Linked DNA regions of Homo sapiens: all the other regions are linked to region 1. Evidence: chromatin loops called from intact Hi-C (ENCODE). Cell type or tissue: heart right ventricle. All regions are shown on one strand. Links, peaks and the distances in the headings refer to the core of each region. The heading gives the core; the rest is flanking DNA. Region 1 overlaps GBE1 (1,4-alpha-glucan branching enzyme 1). Region 2 overlaps GBE1 (1,4-alpha-glucan branching enzyme 1). Region 3 overlaps LINC02008 (long intergenic non-protein coding RNA 2008). Region 4 overlaps GBE1 (1,4-alpha-glucan branching enzyme 1).

The links. Hi-C counts contacts between places; a loop is a spot of excess contacts. Peaks named below come from ENCODE experiments on the same cell type or tissue, not always from the same donor. Only the 100,000 strongest peaks of a DNase experiment are listed, where the experiment ranks them.
Region 2: a loop joins it to region 1, with 2.8 times the contacts of the local background. A loop is called at or near these places in 4 of 110 quality-filtered maps.
Region 3: it touches region 1 in a loop (4-fold over the local background); 21 of 110 quality-filtered maps call a loop at or near these places.
Region 4: a loop joins it to region 1, with 5 times the contacts of the local background. A loop is called at or near these places in 20 of 110 quality-filtered maps.

Annotation. Positions count from the first base shown.
Region 1 is chr3:81,485,420-81,491,859 of GRCh38, reverse strand. It overlaps GBE1 (1,4-alpha-glucan branching enzyme 1), which reads left to right. Exons shown (of 16, transcript NM_000158.4): 16 at 1,397-2,157. The coding sequence ends at 1,453. Among named protein-coding and RNA genes, the nearest start is that of GBE1, 270 kb to the left of the region's middle. RefSeq lists a silencer at 1,067-1,116. In heart right ventricle, for the core only: CTCF peaks have their summits at 1,001 and 1,202 (motif pointing left); a DNase peak (open chromatin) is centred at 1,189; H3K27ac peaks cover 1,167 bases.
Region 2 is chr3:81,553,994-81,556,493 of GRCh38, reverse strand. The region is part of intron 12 of GBE1 (1,4-alpha-glucan branching enzyme 1); the gene reads left to right. Among named protein-coding and RNA genes, the nearest start is that of GBE1, 210 kb to the left of the region's middle. In heart right ventricle, for the core only: no CTCF peak of the experiment used is centred there; a DNase peak (open chromatin) is centred at 1,513; H3K27ac peaks cover 1,887 bases.
Region 3 is chr3:82,130,096-82,136,535 of GRCh38, reverse strand. All of the region lies in intron 1 of LINC02008 (long intergenic non-protein coding RNA 2008), which reads right to left. Among named protein-coding and RNA genes, the nearest start is that of LINC02008, 150 kb to the right of the region's middle. In heart right ventricle, for the core only: a CTCF peak has its summit at 3,331 (motif pointing right); a DNase peak (open chromatin) is centred at 3,345.
Region 4 is chr3:81,642,521-81,645,020 of GRCh38, reverse strand. It overlaps GBE1 (1,4-alpha-glucan branching enzyme 1), which reads left to right. Exons shown (of 16, transcript NM_000158.4): 7 at 2,031-2,240. Among named protein-coding and RNA genes, the nearest start is that of GBE1, 120 kb to the left of the region's middle. In heart right ventricle, for the core only: a CTCF peak has its summit at 1,088 (motif pointing right); no DNase peak of the experiment used is centred there.

The DNA.
Region 1 (6,440 bases), core at 1-2,500:
TAGAGTTGAGATGCATTGGACATACAAGTCTCATTCAGTGAAAATCAACTGTTCTATTTGTTTGAGTTTTTTCCTAAAGTCATGTTTGCTTTGCACCTTCATTCTGGTTCTAACCTCTGAAAGCTTTTTTTTTTTAAACCATCAGGCAAGCTTTCATTTAGAGATAAAGTGACTGAAAATAGTAAAATATCAGCAAAGTCAGAAGTGAAGACAGATTGTCACAATGACAACCATCTACAATATTATTTTTACTGTTTGCTTTGTTAATACTTAGATAAGTTGTTTGAACTAGCATATAAATAAGCATTAAGCAGTTCAAATCACTTCTCAATTTTATAAAAAAATTCAGATATATTAGAGAATATCTTGTTAAATATGCACCTATTGATCCACTATTATTCCTTTGTTCATTGTTCATTTTTTTAATTCAGTCATCAACATCTACCTTGTTCAGTGGCACCAACTGAGGGTTAGAAATAAAACGTATGACTTTTGCCTTTGTAAAGCTCATAGTCTAATGAGGGAAACAGATGGTAAACCTGAAAAATCATTCACAAATTGTGTTAAGTGTTCAGAAAGAAACGAAAAAGCTGCCATGATTGGAAAAGAAGAACTTATCATATCTAGGGTTGTCAAGGAAAGCCTCTCCACATAGCTGGGATTTTTCCAAGAGATAAGGAACCAGCAAGGCAAAGAGTGTTTACAGCAGAAGGCACATCATAGGCAAAGATCCAACAAAAGGGGAGTGTTTGTTGTGTCCAAGGAACTGAAAGGCTCCTGCGGCTGGAGTGTAGTGGGTGAGGATGCAAGCAAGGAGCTGAGCTGGGATACCAGATGTAGGCAGGGAGGAGCGAGTCAGGGCTTTGCATGCCATGGAGAGAATCTGAATCCTAGTTTAAGTGCAGTGGCAAGCTTATTCATTGGTTTAAATTGAGAGTTAGGATTCCTTGTATTACATTTCAGTTTTTGTTCTTGAAAGGAAAAAAAAAAACAAGATTAAAAATAAAAGTGTCTTGATGGAAAACCAGTGCCTTGTATATTGCTTTTCTTCATCTAAATGAAGTAGTAACATTGCAAACTGTGGGGCAGCCTTCCTTCACCACCTAATACAGCCTCAACATGGCAGTAACAGGGCCATTCACGTCATTCTTGTGTAAGGAGCATTGGTTTTCATTAAGTCGTATGGCGCCCTCTAGTGGTGGTTGCTTTATGGTAGTCATGTTGCTGCCAGAACTGTTGGAACTGTGAAATTGAGCCTTCTAAGAGCTTGTAAAATTGTAAAGGTAACTGTAACTTTAGGCAGATGTGAGACTGCGTCATGCCTATGTTTCTTTGACATAATGACAGGCCGTTTGGTACTTTCTTCAATTGCACTGACATAATTGTTTTGACGTAGGTGTACATTCCAAGCAGAGTGGCCCTCATCCTTCAGAATGTGGATCTGCCGAATTGAAGAGGCCTGATTTCAGCTCCACCAGATGCAGATTTGTGTTTTGTTTTCTTGTTATCACTGTCACACAGCTTATAACATGTATGCTTTTCAGAATACAGTTGTCTAGCCAAGCCATCAAGTGTCTGAAATTCAATATTGGTTTATGCAAATACAGCAAACTTTTATTTAAGTAGATGGGAGAATATGTTTAAAATATTAGGAATCCTAGACCATATTTTCAAGTCATCTTAGCAGCTAGGATTCTCAAATGGAAGTGTTATATATAATATGTTAAAAACATTTTGCTTTCCTGGCTAATTATTTGATCCTTTTAAATTCAAATTTGAATCATTTGTCATGTATGATTATTTCTGTTAAATGTACACAGTATTTAAGATGGATATTTGGTGGCTCTATTTGTTCTGATATCTTTTGGTCTAAATTATGAGGTACCAAGATTGTTTCTTTGTTTCTTTTTTTCAAATTGTGTTTAGAAATACTGTAATAAATATGCAGTAGTGATATAAAGAATTATATCCAAGGTAATATAAAAGCCATTACGTATGAACTCATCCGTGTCTCATTTTGTGTTTTATTTTGTGATCTCTTGTCCACTAAGTATCTTGTTAAATGCCAGTATCTCAGTCTTTCTGAAGCCCTGAAATGGTAATTGTAGCATTTCAGAAAATGTCTTTCATTTCAATCAATAAAAAGCTTTTGTAAAATTGCCTTTGCTAATGTTTATTTTGCTATACTATTATAGGGCTTGATTATAAATGAATATTATTGTATTCTTATACCTTCTAATACCTTCTTAACTCTAATACCTTCTCCACATACATTCACATCTACATGATGGACTAGGAAGCATGGAGATTAATATTTTTTTTAGGCACAATTTTGTAACTTGAAATCACACTAACCAATTTTGATATCTAAGCTACTCCTTCGTTGTAAACCTGAACACTTTTAGAAGCTAAACTAAGTATCTCCACTCAGTAGAATACTTCTTCATGAATTTGCCCCTTGGTTAATTAAATACCAGGTCACAGGTCTAAGATAATTGATTCATAACTGAGAGATTATAATGCACTTATGGGACATAAAGTATCTGTTACTTTTTTAAAAAGAACAAATTTTTCCCTAATATTAATACTGACTGCTTGTTTTTTGTTTTTAGCCTGATTATTTGCAGTTAATTAGAAATGAGTTCTTTCATTAAAAACTCAGTAGGAGAGATAAGCAATAGAAACATTTTTACAGCCAAGCCTGTACTGTATATTAAACATCATCCTTAAACTGTTTTAAAATAAAGCCATGAGCATCTAAGTGTGAAAGGTGTTATTTACTTTAACTTCTAAACAGAATAGTAGTTTGATTTCCTGAAAGAATCAGCAGTGCCAGCTGATAATGATACATGCTGGGGAAAATTACTGAAAGTCATCTGTAATGGTTTTCCCATTGCATGGACATTATTAATATCTTAGCACTCACATGGTCTGTGTACTGTGAGAGTTATTGATTAAAACACAACGCAGAATCATGAAGCATGATATTTCATGTTGTAGTTTATAGTTCCTTAATTTTGCATGTGTTCTATATGAAGAGATATACTGTTTATTAGGTATAGTTTTTAAATTATAATAAATTATTTAACACCTGGAACACATTTACTTTTCATTTTGACCTCTGGCAAAGTGAGGAAGAACGGACTAATTATATGCCATATTTTCATTATATTGATTGATTTTGCTAATAGGTTCTTTAGATTTCACAGTCTAAAGTTAGGATTTAACAATGTAATGTAAGTTAATTGCCCCTGTCAAGTGCCCTTCTCCCCCACCCAGAAGAGCAATAAATGCATGTTGCTAGGTAGGAATTACAAAAACCCATACAAACAAATAAAATATTAAGAGTCCAAAATGGAAAGCAGTTGGGTTATATCACAGAATAGAGGACCTTTATGGAACATTCTAATATTCTAATATTTTTTACTGTAGGACTTTTCATTTATGTATCAGTAACATTCTCATTGTTATGTCATCTTCTAGGAAGTTCTTTATTGGCTAAATGTTTTCAATAATCAAAACAGAGAGTATGGCCATTTTCACGATATTGATTCTTCCTACCCATGAGCATGGAATGTTCTTCCATTTCTTTGTATCCTCTTTTATTTCATTGAGCAGTGGCTTGTAGTTCTCCTTGAAGAGGTTCTCCTTGAAGAGGTCCTTCACATCCCTTGTAAGTTGGATTCCTAGGTATTTTATTCTCTTTGAAGCAATTGTGAATGGGAGTTCACAAGGTAATTTATAGATTCAATGCCATCCCCATCAAGCTACCAATGACTTTCTTCACAGAATTGGAAAAAACTACTTTAAAGTTCATATGGAACCAAAAAAGAGCCCGCATCGCCAAGTCAATCCTAAGCCAAAAGAACAAAGCTGGAGGCATCATGCTACCTGACTTCAAACTATACTACAAGGCTACAGTAACCAAAACAGCATGGTACTGGTACCAAAACAGAGATATAGATCAATGGAACAGAACAGAGCCCTCAGAAATAATGCTGCATATCTACAACTATCTGATCTTTGACAAACCTGAGAAAAACAAGCAATGGGGAAAGGATTCCCTATTTAATAAATGGTGCTGGGAAAACTGGCTAGCCATATGTAGAAAGCTGAAACTGGATCCCTTCCTTACACCTTATACAAAAATTAATTCAAGATGGATTAAAGACTTAAACGTTAGACCTAAAACCATAAAAGCCCTAGAAGAAAACCTAGGCATTACCATTCAGGACATAGGCATGGGCAAGGACTTCTTGTCTAAAACACCAAAAGCAATGGCAACAAAAGCCAAAATTGACAAATGGGATCTAATTTAACCAAAGAGCTTCTGCACAGCAAAAGAAACTGCCATCAGAGTGAACAGGCAACCTACAAAATGGGAGAAATTTTTGCAACCTACTCATCTGACAAAGGGCTAATATCCAGAATTTACAATGAACTCAAACAAATTTACAAGAAAAAAACAACCCCATCAAAAAGTGGGCAAAGAACATGAACAGACACTTCTCAAAAGAAGACATTTATGCAGCCAAAAAAACACATGAAAAAATGCTCACCATCACTGGCCATCAGAGAAATGCAAATCAAAACCACAATGAGATACCATCTCACACCAGTTAGAAGGGCAATCATTAAAAAGGAAACAACAGGTGCTGGAGAGGATGTGGAGAAATAGGAACACTTTTACACTGTTGGTGGGACTGTAACTAGTTCAACCATTGTGAAAGTCAGTGTGGTGATTCCTCAGGGATTTAGAACTAGAAATACCATTTGACCCAGCCATCCCATTACTGGGTATATACCCAAAGGACTATAAATCATGCTGCTATAAAGACATATGCACACGTATGTTTATTGCAGCACTATTCACAATAGCAAAGACTTGGAACCAACCCAAATGTCCAACAATGATAGACTGGATTAAGAAAATGTGGCACATATACACCATGGAATACTATGCAGCCATAAAAGATGAGTTCATGTCCTTTGTAGGGACATGGATGAAATTGGAAATCATCATTCTAAGTAAACTATTGCAAGGACAAAAAACCAAACACTGCATGTTCCACTCATAGGTGGGAATTCAACAGTGAGAACACATGGACACAGGAAGGGGAACATCACACTCTGGGGACTGTTGTGGGGTGGGGGGAGGGGGGAGGGATAGCATTAGGAGATATACCTAATGCTAAATGATGAGTTAATGGGTGCAGCACACCAGCATGGCACATGTATACATATGTAACTAACCTGCACATTGTGCACATGTACCCTAAAACTTAAAGTATAATAATAATAAAATAAAATAAAATAAAAAGAGTTGCAATAATCAAGAGAATTGCAAAATTTTACTCTTGTAATGTGCCTTACAATGTTTTTTCTCTGACGTGTTTATTACCAACATCAGAAATGAATGACCTGTCTTTGTTGACTTTTTAAAAATAAATATTTTGCTGTTTCAATTTTTTATGTTCTAGAAAACATGAGTACAGATTTCTTGCTATCATTTTCTAATATTAGCAAACGAGTTCTAGTAGTTGCCCTATTATGCATAATAGGATTTACACCTAATGCTAGTGATGCATAAGGTTTTCATTTAATAAATAGCCTACTCAGAAAATACCATAGCTCATAATAGCCAAAAACTGAATTGTAAACATTTCTCCTAGAATGTTTCCCACTTTATACCACTTGAACTCTGAGGGTCAACTTTTCTCATATTCTCTTTTCTATAAATGTAATGTTTCTCACTTTGCCCTGTTCTTAGCTGACGTGTGTATCTCTAACCTAAAATGAGGGAGTTAGCCACCATGTTCCTCAAGTTCAAAAACTAACCAGTGATAATAAATTGACTTTTCTTGTAACAGCTGTAAAAGAATGCAAGTTTTTTTTTCTTTCTCTGACTGAAGCACTCCCCTTAGCAATACCAATTCAACATTTGTCACCCATCAGGGTTATAGCCATTGCTATGGGGATCATACAGGAGGTTGTCTGAATAAGAAGCCTGTTCTTCAAATAATACAGAAGAGAGTGGAAGCGAGTGCAGACAGATCGTGGGGGAAGCGATGAAAGGCCATGTGTTTCCCTCTCGCATTCAGCTTTCAGTTTCTGGAAAAGTATCTTTTCTGTCTCTGGTCGTGAAGCCATTGAATCTGGTGATGAAAGCAATGTAAAATTGCTTCCTTATTGCTTTTCCTATGTAGAATGAGCTGGAACAGACAGACCTGATAGAGTCCAAAACAGTGAATCAGCTTTCTGGCTGGCCTTGTGCCTCTCAGACTATTTCTTTTTACTATTTTGAGTCATGCCCTAAACTTGAGGTCTTCAGAGTAGTGAGTTTCATTTCCCTCTCTATTCCTTACAAGGGGACAAGCACTGAGCTAGGTAGAATATTCTGATGAAAGAAAATAGCATAGCAATGTCATGTCCTTTAAGCA
Region 2 (2,500 bases), core at 1-2,500, 65 kb before region 1:
CCCAAATACCTGACACATTTAATGATTCTTTGTAAAGTTTCAAGAAATAAAGTTTCCTTTTTATACATTCATGTGCCAGTTTATGAGGGACTCCAATAACTGTTGTGCCATAATTCTGGATTCTTATTTTAATCTTTTTAGGGTAATTAAATTCTCTTGGATTTTTTTTTTACTCTCTAGGTGAGGAATTTCATTTATCTATGAATAGCTTTGTTTATATTGTTTAAAGTTGAATATATTATGTTTATTTGACATTAAGTAAACATTAAATATGTAAGATATTTGATCTGTGATAATAGCATATTTTATTTTAAGTCTCCTTCTGCACTACCCAGGTTTCTTACTGGAAGCTTGGAAATTTACTTGGAAATTTACAAGTTTAGGTACAATTACGTTAAATAGACTTTACTGTATATCTACATGTACAGAACATCTCACTGTACAAAGTAAGGCACACAACTGAAAAGTCCTTCCTACATAGTCCAGATCAAAGCTCTAAACCAGAAGGAAGAAGAGGAGCAAAAAGAGACTATTTATATTGGACTTAGCTCCTTTGAAATAATTTTCACATAACAACCCTGTTTGTGTGTCGTTGAAGAAGACAAGGAGCCATAAAGGGACGTTAGGAAATGTCTATTCTCTAGAAAGCAGTTTATCCAGCTAAAAAAATTATGCTTTTCTGACTGAAGGAAAGATACTTCTCAGTCAGAGGAGGGGATATTTAACTTGGTTAATAAAGAATGGACAGAATTTCTGTAGGCAAAATCAGGCTTTGCAAGTCAAAGAACTAACTGGACAGAAGGCTTCGAAGCAGGAAACCTGGGTCCTGATCAGATTATTACATGTCATCTGGCTCTTTGAAGCAGGGTCTGCATATTGGGAGATGAAGTACAAAAGATAGCAAAGAAACTTTACTCAGCCAGGTGTGAATAGTAGAGATGAGCACCTCCAGATGGCATAATTTAAGTAATGAAACTGTTAGATATGACAAAAATTAAATGCAGCACCCATTAAGTTACTAACTATATTGCTTCACGTCTGTGTTCTTTCCTTTGCTATACTATTTCTGTCATTTAGAACTTTGTCTCCTGTAGATGTACAAAGAATGAGTTAGCCATATGGAAGAGTTTATGGTTTACCTATATGGAGGGTGGTAGTTTGTAGGTTGTGACAAAAGATTTGTGTTTAAGCGCCATTATCTTAAAGATACTAGATTGTTTGTTTATGTATGTTCAACCTATATATGTTTGAATTCTCCCTTTTATTGCCTTCAAAGCCATTTGATAGCCCAATTCATAACTTTATAGTCACATTTTTCAAAAATCAAAATCAGCATTACCCAGAGCAAAGCGAGAGAGCTGAAGCAAGCAAGTACAAACACTGAGAACCTTTTCTTCTTATTGTGGGAAGAAGTTCACAGTGTTTCCCACCAGCTGTCATGCTGCTATGGAACTTTTTTCTCCTTTCTTTGGCACCAGTGGCCTGAGAGGAAGCAAGAGCTGATAGCAGGGAAGCAGACAAGGCTAACTAGCTGTTGGCAGGAACCTGGAGCAATAGAAGCATCATCCAAAGGCAAACCAATACAGGCTCTTTGATTAAGTTATAAGCAGGTAGTTACGTCTCTCTACTTGGGGAGTTAGAGCTCTGATACAGAAGAAAGGCTGTGGGAGATGGAAACCTAGAAAAGTAGCAGCCGGCTGTGCCTTGAACAAGCCTTGGATTCTTACAAAAACACTCCACCAGCCTGGAATGATACCAGTATTCAATTAAACTGATGTCAGTTATCAAATTCTGAGTATTTAAGGAAACATGTTCTTACTAATCTTTTTTATTTTTTTCCCCTGTGGCTATGTGCTTTCTTTTTAAATGTCTGTGCTTAGCTCTTAAAGAGTAATTGACTAGGGAAGTTTGTTAACCTCTGTCACTATGTGTGTTTGCTGTGACCACAGGAACTCACTCTGACTTAGCGGTAGCATATCCTAATCATAGGCAAACAAAGTAGCACAGTCTGTCTTCACTACTAAACTTTTGAGTCTAAACCTAAAGTTGCAATAGCCACAAAGCCACATGTGTAGAATCAATTTCATAGTTGGCTAATTTATTCCTTGCTTTCATATCCCATTTTTCTGCCTTATTTTCTACTGCTTAAAATGGTGTGGAATCTTTCAGTTGGTGCCTTATTCACATGCAAAACATTTATACATTTTTACAAGGTTCTCCATTAGCAAATTATTTTCTGAGTTATTTTTAACTTACTTGCAAAAAATCTGAATTCAGTTTGAATTTTATAAAATAACATTTTTTTCCCCCCACCATTTCCTTTGTGTGGCTAATTTTCTCCCAATAGAGTATTTTGAGTCTCCTGTTCCATGCAACATCAAAATGGCCTCAAAATGACTGGTGAAAGCCCATTACTGTTGCTATGAAAATTTGTATTAAGAAAATAATATCTGGTTCTTACAACATTGTGTGCAAAAGTATAACACTCATTCTCGATTTA
Region 3 (6,440 bases), core at 2,023-4,522, 640 kb before region 1:
CAAAAAAAAAAAAAAACAAAAACAGAATCTTGGCCAATTTGAATAGTCACATATTGGTCTAGTTTTCTCTAACAGAAATCTATCATACCTTATGCATTGCTTAAATTAAGAAAGACGACTTTTCAACATGCACATGCATTTTATTTACTCACTCATACTCTATCTGCCTTGTTCCATAAAATATGTGAGACAACCACATGCACACATGTAATTTTCATAAAATTTAGTGTATCATCAGGTTTGTGAAGCAGATTAGACAGCACTAAAAACCTGCCTATTTAATTTCTTCTTCTTTTGTTGTCAATAGAGACAGGGTCTCTCTATGTTGACCAGGTTGGCCTTGAACTCCTGGCCTCAAGCAATCTTCCTGCCTCAGCCTCCCAAAGTGCTAGGATTATAGCCATGAGCCACCACACCCAACCCTATTACTTTAATTTCTTATGCAAGTACACTAAGAGAGATGATAGTTGCTTATTCAGAATTGGGACTTGAGAACAGAAAGTAAAGTCTAGAATCTAGCCCATATTGTCAATATCTTCATTCCATTATTGACTAAACAGTGTATGTTAATCTTAACACAAACTATAAAATATATTCAGTTTTATCAGTTCCCTGACACCATATCCAAATAATTTTAATGTAATTAGGAAAAAACTGAATTATTGAGCCAGTATGAACACATAGCCATTTAGATTAATTCTTGTTCTACTAAAAAAATGAGATAGAAATGTCCACACCAGTTTCATTTCCTTTAGCCTTGTAAGAGAACCAGTATTTTTATAGAATGGGATATTTATGGGGTTGAATTGTATCCCTCTAAAAAAGATATGTTGGTAAATTCCAGCACCTTAGAATGTGACCTTAATTGGAAATACCATCATTGCAGATGTAATTAGTTAAGATGATGTCCCACTGTAGTAGGGTTAACCCTTTAATCAATATAAAGTATCCCTATAAAAGGAAACAGAGACAGAGAGAGTGTGACCATGTGGAGATAGGAAGAGACTGGAGTTATGGGGCCACAAGCCAAGGAAAATCTAGGCTACCAGAAGATAGAAGACGCAAGGAAGCATTCTTCCACAGAAGTTCCAAAGTGAGCATGGCTCTGCCTACACCTTGATTTCTGACTTTTAGCACCCAGAATTGTGGAAGAATGGATTTCTGTTGTTTTAAGCAACCCAGTTTGTAGTAATTTGTTACAGCAGCCCTCAAAAACTAAGATGAGAATGAAGAATTTTCAAAATAAAAAATATTTATAAGTAACAAAAATACATATTAAATTTTAATTTTAAATGTCCATTTTTATACATCTTTTATTTTTATTGGAAGTTTATAATTTCAAAAGCCTTTTGTTGTAGATATTTCAAGACGGTGATAGCAGAATTACGTCTTCAGAGAGTAAAATTGATTAGTATATTCAACTGAATTTATCTCATGCTTTTATAGATTGTATAAAAGCATTTATAGATTTATAAATTTATTTATGTATTTATAGATAGATTGTATCTCATGCTTTTATAGATAGATTTCCCTTCATGAATTCACTCAATTTTCAACATTTCTCCCATCCATATCAGAGATTATTCCCTTATGTTCAGTTGTGTTGATTAACTTCTATTTTTAAAATATTCTTTGCTTTCTTACTGATTATATAAGACAATTTTAAGAAGTTTTGCCCTTGAGAAACTTTTTTCTAAAATTGCATATGCCTTAATTTGTGGATATTTATGTTTATTTATGTATGAATACTGAACAGAAATATGTATTTGTATGTAAATGGTCAATCATATCTATTTGACTTTAAATTTGACCAAAGTTTATTATTGAAATTTAAAATGAAATTGTATGACATATATGTCTCTCTTTGTATTTATCTTTGAAGTAAACTTTGAATTAAAATTTACACAGTATTTGGCCAAGATGGAAAGGAGCTCCATTCTGTGATTATTTCTTTCATTTAATTAAGTGGGCATGAAGCCTTTAGGAAAAAAAAAAAATGCATGTGCATCCAGAACCCTGGCTCTCATTAGAGAAACTAACAGCAGAGCTCTTGAAATGCACCTGAGCCACATGTGTCGCCTTGGACAGCAAACTCTTTTTTTAAAATAATTACAGAATTAATTCCTAACCAAACAATAGATATCTGGCCATCATGAACAAACATTTCAAGGAATTACAGTAATGAAGAAATTATCCAGTATTTGGTCTTGTGTGTGGCTAGTATCTCATCTTGATATTATATGGGAAGGTGGTAGCTGATACATGCAGGAAAATTTAAAAAAACAAATCAACACTGACACCCACATTTTTGACTTATTGCTCTAAAAGTTATTCCAAATTTAGGTAATTTTTTGTCAATCTTTTCAGAGCAGTGACAGAAGATTGAAGTCTGCAGCCTTTTTTGGGGACTTTACATATTCTTTGCTGAGAACATATTGCTTGTGTGGTAGACAGAATGATAGCCCCCTCAAAGACATTCACAGCCTCATCACAGGAACATGTGACTGTGTTATCTTACAGGGCATTTTCACAGATGTGATTAATAAGGACCATGGCATGACGAGATTGTCCTGGATTACTCAGGTGTGTCCTTAAAATGAGTCCTTAAAATTAGATTATCTTTTTAAGGTGTGGTCAGAAAGAGGGAGATGTAACTATGAAAGAATGGCCAGAGAGATGCAACCTTGCTAGCTTTGAAGCTGGAGGAAGGGAACCATGAGCCAAGAAATGCAAGAAGTCTCTAGAAGCTGGAAAAGGCAAGAGAATTATTTTTCTCCTAGAGTCTCTGGGAAGTAACACAGCCCCATTGACACCTTGATTTTAGCCCATGTCAGATCTTCCAACCTATAAAACTGTAAAAGAATACATCTATGTTTTAAGCCACTAAATTTGTGGTAATTTGTTACAACAGTTATAGTAAACCAACGTACCTTTGTGTTATACTTTATTTTTAAATACCTTTTTATTCTTTAGATAGTCTACATAAATTTTAATCACTTACTATCTATTTTGCTGAAGTTAGGGTCGTAGTGACTAGTGTGTACTTGATGAAAATATTATTTTGAGTTCATCCTCCAAAACCTAGTAGGATATAAAAATATTTGGCTATAAAATAGAACAATTGTAAATTATGCACGTAACACTTAATTATGGTGGCAAACACTGCTGGCTCCCAATCGCTTAAAAGCTGAGTTTTAGCCCTTTGAAAAACTCCATTTTAGTGAAGCTGCAAAATATTTTTTTTTTTACTGGGATAATTTCTAAGAAATAAGATACAGTGGCACTGACTGCATTCTGAATTGCTCCTTGGTAACATGGGACTCTATTACACTAAGTGTCCAGCAGGGGCCGCAGTGTGGAACTTTTCCCACCATCCAAACCAGATGAAGTTGGCTGAACCTAAACCTGCTCACGTGTGAGTACATTTCATTTTATCATGGGCAAGCACTTAACATACTGTAGTTCAAAGAGAAATAAAAATTATGTTGTGTATGAGAGGGGTCAGAAAAATAGAATTGGGTGTTGTAAGGTCATCTTTTTTATTTCCCCATATGTTAAGAGAAAATCCTGATCTCAGCATATATTTTACATACTAGTAGGCAAAATCATGGCAGAAGCTGGAAGTAGACAGTGGAGTTCCACCAAACCCATCCTGATTCATTTTAATGCAACCATTAATTGTATTACTTGTATTCCATCCATTATTACAAAAGTGTATATTTCAGGTTCAAATGCTAAACAGAACAGGACACTAGCACAAGATTGTCCTAACCAAACCTGGATTTGTGGTTTGCTCTGACCATGAGCCACTCTACTGCAGAGCCATTTTCAAATGGGAATCCTCAGAAAGGAATAGCTGCATGCTGTGCCCAGGAAGGCTGTGTGCTTCCTACAGTAGAGTGCTGGTAAATGTTTAACAACCAGCTCTCAGGGTAGAGGAGTGAGGTTGGGAAATACGACTTGTAGCATTTGTTAATTTCTGGGTGTAAATATTTCTACCATGAACAATTTCAAGCTACCAAATTAAAGTCACTGAATGTGGAATTGGAAAGAGATGCTCACAATCATTCCTAACAAGCTGGTAGGCGCTGACTCCAGTGCACCACTAGCTGTCTCTAGCTGTGTTCTGGGATTCACACACACAAGGCATGTAGGCAGAGCCATGCATAGCTGGATTCTAAGGATACCAGAAGTGACTATCGTAGACTAGAACTGAGAAGTTCTTCCTTTTTCTCTTGGCATTAACTATAAGTCACAGATTCTAACATGAAGGAGTGGGGAGCTGTTGGGGAACTTTGGAAGTTTATTCAGTTAAAGATTAAAATACTGCATTGTTTTAATGTTATTATAAATTCCTTTAAAAAGTGCAAAATTAGAGATTCACTTACTGGTTTTGTAATTATGCGAATTCAAATTTGGGGAGAGCATAATTTATTAAGGACAAAAAAATCTGGCTAAACAAAGGAACTCAGGATGTGGAAATGAACTTAGAAGGTGTCGAAGGTTCTCTCTCTGCTGTCTAGCATCAATCATTTTAGAATGTTTGAACATTTGAACAACCACTTTGTAATTCATTCTAGTTTTCTTGCAATGGCATTAAATGTTTTTATAAAGTGAGTGTTTTAGTCCATTCCCACACTGCTATAAAGAAATACCTGAAAGTGGTTAACTTATAAAGATTAGAGGTTTAATTAGCTGACAGTTCCACAGAATGTACAGTAAGCACGGCTGGGGGAACCTCAAGAAAGTCACAATTATGGCAGAAGGCAAAGGGGAAGCAGGCACATCTTACATGTCCTGAGCCAGAGGAAAAGAGGTGGCAGGAGGTGCCACACATTTTTAAACAACCACATTTCATGAGAACTCACTATCACGAGACCAGGAAGGGGGAATCTGCCCCCATGATCCAGTCACCTCCCACCAGGCCCCTCATCCAACATTAGGTATTACAACTTGAAATAAGATTTGGGCAGGGACATAAATCTAAACCACATCATTGGGACTTCTAAATTTTAGTTGTGTTTTCTTCAGGGTCAACTGGTGAAACTTTCTCCAATTATTCAATAAGTGGATCACCAATAATCTCCAGTTTTGAAGCTTTTAGCAAACTGTAATGATTGAACAAAAGCTTACAAGGAGAAAGCCATTAAAATGTATTCCACAAAAGCAAAGGAGGAACTGAACACATTAAGAGAATACAAATAGTGAAAACAATTTAATTTTTAAAATTTTGTTTTGTGATTTGTGATATACCAATTCATGAAAATGATTTTTTGATGGAGTTGCTATTTTTTAATTTGAAAATTTACATGCTGAAAAAAGTGGAATAAAATTCAGATTGCCTAAGATATTATAGATGTGAATTTAACAAAACATTTAGATGAATTACAAACAGTGGAAACTTAATATGACACATCCTATCTTTAAAAAATATACTTTGAAAGAAAAGGCTTTTGAATGGAGGCAGAAAGACAGCCTGTGAAAATATTTGTTCTGAAAAATTATAAATTCCAAAATGGAAAGAATTAGAATTGGTAATAGCCTCCATTTAGCAGAACTCTCTCTAAACTTGCATGTACTTCAGTACCTGTAGAAAGAGTATTTCTTCAGTTGAATGAATTACAGTACATAGAAAGGTCACTTGAATTTATGACTACAGGAGATCTTATAAGGAATTAATAATAAGTCAGTTAAAATGTATTTTCAGAAAAATGCCAGTTACTCAGGATTAGAGATAGAAATGGATTTAAGTGTATGAGTATATAACAAGAACAACTATTCTGCATACTTTAATTTTTTATATGAAGACAATCAATATAAGAATATTTTAAGTTGACTTTAATATACATGATATATATTATTTTTAATTTTTAGAAAGATTTTTAGATATGAAAAAAATTACTGAATGACACTATTTGAGGGGCCAAACAATATTACAAAGCCAGTTGGTTACTCCATTAATAAATGTTTCAAACCATGAATTAATTTTAATTATGTTTTTGTATCAGGTTTAACTCATAAAATTGTCCCAGTTCAAAAGACATATCATGGTTTTTTGCTACTCTAAGACACACAGACCTCTATTACCCTACGGTCTAGGATGAGCTCCCTTCCCTCCTTCTCAAAGTCACTCCTCAGTTTGCCAGAAGCTCCTTTTTTACAGGGATACAGACCTATCAACTACCACCAGTTCAAGTCACTAGCATGAGCTCACCAGTGAGGTCAGAATTTAGGAAATGGTAGAAAAAAACTATTGACTTCAGGCAGCTTCTGCTTTTTAGCTATCAGTGAGCACAACATTGTGCACTGGTTTAAAAAGAGGAAGGAGAAAATGCAGGGTGTTGTGTAAACTGACAACTTATACGACACATTACTTATCTCTAGCCGTAAAATAATCCCTCATTTTCTTTATAGTCTTTCTTTTTCCATAGTTCTGTCTT
Region 4 (2,500 bases), core at 1-2,500, 150 kb before region 1:
CTTAACTTCAAACTTCCTCCCCCTGCCATCTTCTCTAATTCAGTAAATGACATTTTCATCTTCTAGTTGTTCAAGCCAAAAATCTTGGCATTATACTGGACTTGTCCCTTTCTGTTCCTCCCTACACGCTAGCTATTAAAAAATCTAGCCATCTGTAACTTCAAAATATATCCCAAATCTGGCTGCTTCAACTGCCCCCACTGCCACCACCCATGTCCAACTTGCAATTATCTTTTACCTGGGTTATTTCAATAGCTCTTTAACTGGTCACTCTGTTTTCTCATGCTGTCTTTCCCCTTCTCTTACCTTTGTTCTACCAATTAATGGTCAATTTTTCTGCACAGTGGCCAGAGTAATCATTTAAAAATTAAAGTCAGATCATGTCGCTCTTTTGCCCAGAACCGTAATGAATCCCTGTCTCCTTCAGAATAAAAGCAAAAGGCCTCACACTGGTTCCCAAGGCCTCACTTGATGTGCTTCTTGCCTGACTCTTAGAGCTCACCTCTTTTCTTTCTTGACCATTCCAGTTAGAGTAGCCTGTTTGGTTTTCTTCAAATGCTCTTAGCTCAACCCTGCCCCAGTCCCCTGCACCTGCTGTTCCTTTCTGTCTGAATGCTCTTACCCTTAGATATTATTATGCCTTGCTTCTTACTTTTTTTCTTGCTCAAATGTTGCCTTTTCCATGAAACTTTAACTGATGACCCTATTTAAAATAGCAAACCTTCCCTCCCCACCAGTGGCTTTTCTTTGTTTTCTTTAGGACACTTATTATTATCGACATTCTATGTATTTTGCTTGTTTGTTGTCTCCCAATGGGAATGTAAATTCCATATGATCAGTGGTGTTTATTTTTTTCGCTGGTGTATCTCCAGAACATAGAAAATGTCATGGTACGTGGTAGATGACTTTAGTAAGTGGCAAACAAATAAAGGAATGAATGAAGGAATGAGTGAATGGCTGAATGAAAAAAAAAACTTTAAGGCTGTTTATTATTGAACATGTTCAATGAGTATAAAAATGGATAGGTGGCTGGAATAAAAAGAGGGTGTGGGAGAGTGTCATAAGATAATTAGCATTATTGGAAAGAGCCAGTAGATGGTGCAGTAGGCCACGATCAGGACAATGGTCTTCACCCTGGGATGAATGGGAGCACAAGTATGATTTTAAGTAGGTAACATGATCTTATTTCCAGTTTAAAAAGACAGCTCTTGCTGCTCAGTGGAGTTGGCTATTGGGAGACTTGCTGTATACTTAGCACTGTACCATATCATGAGGAGCCTGATAGTAACAGCCGCTGCCCTCAAGGAGCATATAGTCGAGTGAGGAAGAGAGACAGTAAACAATTGAAGGCAAAGGTGACTATTTAAAGGGCAAAGTTGATGCTGTGGATGACTATAATGTCAAAATTTTACACAGGTTAAGAAAGGCATTCTTCTGTGAGTAATTTTTGTTACCTATTTCATTCAGACTAGGGGGTACCTTTGACACAAACACACCTGCTTGTGAGCTACCCATCTTATTTACTTGGGTGGTGACAAACGTGGCACATTGTCTTGGCCCACTGGTAACTGTGGGCATTCTGTTTTTGGAATAAGTGCAGGAGGGATAACCTCAATCAAGGTACCATGGATATTCAAATAAATTCTTGAAGAGCCCCTCAATCTCAAATGTACACCCTGTAAGTAATGGGCAGTGGGCAAACAGAGCAGGAATGACTTGCTTCAGGTGGAAATCAGAAGCTCTGAAAATAGAGAAGCAGAGTTTTATTATTTACATCCTCAAAATGTGAATTTTGGTTGGGGTATAAATCTACATTTAATAACCCGATTTAAATTATTTTCTAACTTGATGGTTTTAAATTTGCTTAATATTTGATATTAAGCAAATTTGAGTTGTATCCAGGTATCATGTCACATGCTGTTTGGATATTTAAAGTATCTAGTACTGCGATGGTGAAACAATTGCTGCACAATCGGCTGTTTCCTCTAAATGTGATGTAATCTTCTTTTTGCTGTGTTCTTCATTGTTAGCCGTTATGGAACACCTGAAGAGCTACAAGAACTGGTAGACACAGCTCATTCCATGGGTATCATAGTCCTCTTAGATGTGGTACACAGCCATGCTTCAAAAAATTCAGCAGATGGATTGAATATGTTTGATGGGACAGATTCCTGTTATTTTCATTCTGGACCTAGAGGGACTCATGATCTTTGGGATAGCAGATTGTTTGCCTACTCCAGGTAGGTACATACAATATAGAAATGTTTTCTATTGTTGCTGTTTAACATTAATTTTTAAGAATTTCACTAAATTCATTGTGTGTGTACTCTCTCACTGGTACTTAATGTTCTTAATTGGATTTATTTTTGTTGTACAGGGGATTTTACCTTGTTTTGTATAGCACATGTATTTGTGGTATATTTCATTAAATTTCAATTTTACATATCTTACGCCATGTAAAATATATTGGTTATATAATCATTTAAAAATTTTACTGTGA